Regions from separate parts of the Homo sapiens genome. Here region 1 is linked to region 2. A link is a loop called in an ENCODE intact Hi-C map of the cell type or tissue named here. Cell type or tissue: A673. All regions are shown on one strand.

What was found. A loop is a pair of places that touch in the nucleus more often than their neighbours do. Peaks named below come from ENCODE experiments on the same cell type or tissue, not always from the same donor. Only the 100,000 strongest peaks of a DNase experiment are listed, where the experiment ranks them.
Region 1: a loop joins it to region 2, with 3 times the contacts of the local background. A loop is called at or near these places in 4 of 110 quality-filtered maps.

What each region holds. Positions count from the first base shown.
Region 1 is chr4:107,379,831-107,382,330 of GRCh38, reverse strand. No RefSeq gene overlaps it. Among named protein-coding and RNA genes, the nearest start is that of PAPSS1, 340 kb to the left of the region's middle. RefSeq lists an enhancer at 2,446-2,500. In A673, CTCF peaks have their summits at 1,309 (motif pointing right) and 1,950; DNase peaks (open chromatin) are centred at 1,320 and 1,950; H3K27ac peaks cover 1,080 bases.
Region 2 is chr4:107,735,713-107,738,212 of GRCh38, reverse strand. No RefSeq gene overlaps it. Among named protein-coding and RNA genes, the nearest start is that of PAPSS1, 17 kb to the right of the region's middle. In A673, a CTCF peak has its summit at 1,003 (motif pointing right); a DNase peak (open chromatin) is centred at 1,052.

The DNA of each region.
Region 1 (2,500 bases), 360 kb after region 2:
TTCCTTGTCTCTTCTTGCATATACTTTTTGAGCCTCCCTGAGCAATTCACTCAGGGGATGGTCCTCCCAATTTTCTATCTTTTGTAATTTTTTTGAAATGTCTGGCCAACTTTTAGTAACAAAGTGAAGTTTTCACATTCCTTGTCTGAGGGGTTTTCCAAATCAAGGCCTGCATGCTGTCTCGTTTGCTCCCTCAATCTATTTAAGAATCCAGTGGGTTCCTCATCTTTTTCCTGTTGAATATCAAATGCTTTAGAAAGATTTTGAGTTTGGGGTACTGATTCTTGAATTCCTTTTATTATCATCTCCCTTAGGTCCTGCATATTTTCCCAGTGATTTGCATTGTTACTGTCCCAATGGGGGTCTTGAGTGGGAAATTTATAGCCCACAGAAAGAACATTTTGACCAGGAGGGTGCTCACGTTCCCAAAGTGCCATAGCAGCCCTCCGAATCATACTTCATTCTTCCTCAGAAAAGAGGATGCCCAAGATGGACATCAACTCAGCCCAAGAGTATATGTGAGGCCCTAGAAATTGATGAGTTTGATCTGCTACTTCATAAGGGTCATCCAGTAGTGGCTTAGGCTCTTTTTAAAATACCTGACTTCCGAACTAGTCAAGGGGGCGTTCACAAAGCCAATAGCCCCCCGCCCCATCCTTGTGGTACCTCTCTTAGTGGAAAGAGTCAGATCTGGCTCTCTAGGTGTGGAGAGAAATGGAAAGTTTTTAATATCCTTTTTACATTGCTCTATCTCACGTTGAAGCTCCTTTAATGAGGGATACTTAATAGGTTGGTGGGGGCAGGCTCACAAGATGGTTATTCCGCAAAGTCGGGATTATAGGGAGGAGGAGCAATATGAGTAGAGGCACCACAAGTGGGTGAGGGATCCATAGCAGCAGCTGGGGGAATAGAACACCGGCAAGTAACACAAGTAAGGCAGTGGCCTGAAACGGCTAGGGAGTAACCCAAAACCACAGCCGGAGGGAAGGCACAGGCTGGGGAGTGGCCTGGAACAGAAACCGGGGGAGCGGGATCGGAAAAGCTGGAAGAGGGATGCAAGCACGGGAAGTACCTGAAATGGGAACCGGAGGGGCGGGATCAGGGACAGCAGGAAGAGGAAGCAGGGGAGGGACCTGAAACGGAAACCAGAGGAGCGGGATCGGGGGCACTGAATGGAGGAAGATGATCTAGACCCACGTGTTAGTGGGTGTGGGTTGTCTAGACACCGGTCTTTCCCTTCTAGAGAGGTTGGTTTTTGGCTTTCTCCCTCTAGATTCTAAAGAGTAAAGGAGGACAGGCCCCTGCTGCCAACAGAGGGCGTAAACGATTTCTTCCTGGGAGACAGGACTCTTATCCTTAACACGCTCGATTAAGAGCTGACAAATCTGCTCCTCATTAGACCCAAATTTTGGCCAGAAATGTGAGGGTTTAAGGATGGGTTCTCGAACCCAAATAAAACAACAACATTTTATCATCTACTGTTTTCGTTTATACTTGGTTCTCTCTTTATCTTTCCAGTACTTCAGCATAAGCCCCAAGGGGCTATCAGAAGTAATTTCATCACTTTCTAGACTCTTTAGTTTTCCTGTCTTACTTGAAACATTCCCCATCTTAGAGGTTATTGGTGGGGAGGGGCTACAACCTCTCCTGTTAGAGGTGTCTACCCCCCTCTTTCTGGAGGCTCACTGCAGCTTTTAAGAAGGGGTCCAACCTCTCGTGTTAGAGGTGTCTCACCTCCCCCTTTCTGGAGGCTTACTGAGGCTTTTAAGAGGGAGTCCAACCTCTGGTATTAGAGGTGTCTCACCTCTCTCTTTCTGGAGGCTTAACCTCTCCCATTAGGGGTTTCCTGCATATCCTATAGCTCATCCCTCTGGAAGTTCCTTGCATCTTTCTTTCTCTTTGTCTACTCTGATTGTTCCTGCCCATAGTTGATAGATGGCAGCACAAAACCGCAGAGAAGACTCACTCCACACAACCATAATGCTTAGCCCCATTTACACACTCTCAACCTCCAAATTATCCCAATCACCAAGGAAATACTTTGTCGCCTTTGCAAAGTCTCCTGCCTTATTCTGTGCACAAGAATTACCTGGTCCTCTTATTGCCTCGGTCTTACAAGCATCTCCTCCCCGCTTTGCTGAGAATCCAGATTTATTCGTCACAACGGGTGGGGCCTGATCTCCCTCACCCTTGGGCCACCATAACTATAGACAGTGGGATGCATCTCCCCTGGGTGGGGTGACCGAAGACCCCCTTCCCGAAGTAGAATATTCAAGCCCCAAAGTTGGGCACCAGAATTGTTGGGAATAACACTCAAAATCCTAAGGAGATTGAACACTCAAAGGATTCTAAGCAAAGCAATTTTACTTCTGTGCAGAGGGGTGCTTCTCCTTGGCCAGTCACCATGAGAGCACACCTGAACAAAGGGGCACAAGAGCCTTTATTCCTGATGCAAGTCCTGCCCTTGCACCCTTTCCCCACTGGCCAGGGTCAGGTCGCA
Region 2 (2,500 bases):
TATATTTTAGTATTGGGTGAAGGAAAGACCCATGTCCTGGGTCATTGAAAGTTGTGCAGCCATTCTGACACATTTGCCTTAGTCACTCCCATCATTTGTGAGCCGGTCCAGTGTTTTAAATCCAGGAAGACTTGTAAATGTCTCCAATCTTTCCCTTGCATAGGTGAGACCCACCACGGTGGTGCTAGAAAGGGGTAACAGGCCACAGACCTAACAGGAATCATGCTGGAGGCTGTCTGCATAGTCCTGTGCCCATTGTAGAAGGAGGTTAGCAGTGGATGCAGAAACAATACTAGGTGTAAACAGAAAGAATAGGATAAAAGAAATTTTATCTCTGACACCCAGATTAGGCCTTTGTCATTCAATTTCCAGTCATTTTTCATCCTGAATAAACCCTTTGTCCTTGGTAGCCTTTTCGTCCTCAAGACTGTACCTAGGTTTGAAGGCTGCCAAATCTATTTGGGGAATTAAAGGAACCCGGAGTTCAACATTGGAGCTGGCTAGGTGCCTGGCTGTGCAATCTAAGAAAGCATTTCCCCTAGCTACTTCAGAATTGTTGCACTGATGGCCTGGGCAACGCATAACAGCTATTTCTCTTGGGGCCTTTATTGCCTCTGGTAGCTCTAACACTTGCTTTGCGTATTTGATTTCAGTATTGTCAGCCTTCAGTAGGCCCCTTTCTTTCCAGATAGCACCCTGTGCATGGACTATTATGAAGGCATATTTGGAATCAGTGTAGATGTTGGCACTCTTACTTTGGGACAGTTGCAAGGCTCTGGTAAGGGCGATTGACTGAGCTTTCTGTGCAGAAGTCCCTGTTGGGAGAGTTCTTGCCTCTATTCCCTCTGAGACTCACTACAGCATAGGCAGCGTTCCTTCTTCCATTAATGACTAAACTTTTCCTGTTTGCGAACAATGTCCAGTTTGCACATGAGAGGGCTGTGTCCTTCAAATCTAGGGGACTAGAAAACACTTGATCAATAACTTCTGGGCAGTCATGTATTAGTTCCTCTGATTCCCCAGTAGGTGGCAGCAAAGTGGTGGGGTTTAAGGTTCCAGTGGTCTGCAGTTTCACTGCAGGGTCATCGAGCAGGATAGCCTGATATTGGCCCAATCTGCCCGCTGTTAGCCAATAGCCACCTTTTGTTCTAACAACGCCAAGACTTAGTGTGGCACAGAAATCATGGTGGGCTGACCTAGAGTCAGCTTCTCAGCTTCCTTGAGCAACAAGCAGGTCGTGGCTACTGCCCTAAGACAAGGGGGCCAGCCCCTAGCCACAGTATGGAGCTGCTTTGAAAAATAGGCCACAGGCTGTAGTATTTCTCCCAGTTTTTGTGTTAAGACCCAGAGTGCTAGACCTAGTCTTTCATGCATATAAGGTTGGAAAAGTTTGTGTGGGTTTGGCAGTCCTGGAGCCAGAGCAGATATTAATTTATGCTTTAGTTGCTCAAATGTGATTTGGTGTTCGATTTCCCATGGTCTGCTCCTTTTAGATATAGCTGCTTTACTATTAACCCATAATTGGGACTCCAGATTTTACAAAATCCTGCCATTCCTAGGAAGCCCTTTAGTTGCTTCCTGGTTGTGGGCATCACGATGGAGGCAATTGCACTTAGCCTTTCCACCGTCAGGGCTCTAGCTGCTCTTGTAACAAAAACCCTAAGTATTCTATAGTTTGCTTACATATTTGGGCCTTCTTACTTGAAACTTTATACTCACAAGCTGCCAAGTGGTTTAGGGTCTTTACAGTGTTTTCTTGACATTCTTGTTTTGAGGTGCTGGAAATTAATAAATCATCCACATATTGAAGTAGCACCCCATTTTCTAATTGTAAGCCTCTCAAGTCTTGAATCAAAGCCTCTCCAAATATACTTGGGGAGTTTTTAAACCCTTGAGGGAGCACAGTCCAGCAATATTGAAACTGTGCAGCTGTCTCAGGGTCTGTCCACTCGAAAGCAAACAATAGTTGGCTTTCTATTTCTACTGGTATGCAAAAGAAGGCATCCTTTAAGTCTAGCACTGTAAACCATTCGTGATCCTTAGGTAGTGAAGCAAACATAGTGTATGGGTTAGCCACGATGGGGTGAATGTCTTCCACAGTATCATTAATAGCTCTGTGATCTTGCACAAACCTATACTTATGGGAATGAGGCTTCTTTAATGGCAGGAAAGGAGTATCGTATGAGGACTGACAAGGTCTTATTAAGCCATATTGCAAAAACCAGATTAATGCTGGCTGGATAACTTCCAAGACTTCCTTCTTTAAGGGGTATTGCTTTTTTCCGGATAGGTTGGGGCCCTTCCTTCAGTTTGTTTTTTATTGGACTCACATTAATTTCCCTCTCAGGTTGGTCTCATGCCCAGACCTCTGGCTTCACCTTGTCAAAGACTTCTTGAGGAATTGCCTCTACCTCAGGGTGTGGGGCCTCAGTGCTCACCAGCAGTGCTTGCAGCTGCAGTCCATGCTCTGGAGGCATTTGAAGACACAGCTGACGTTTCT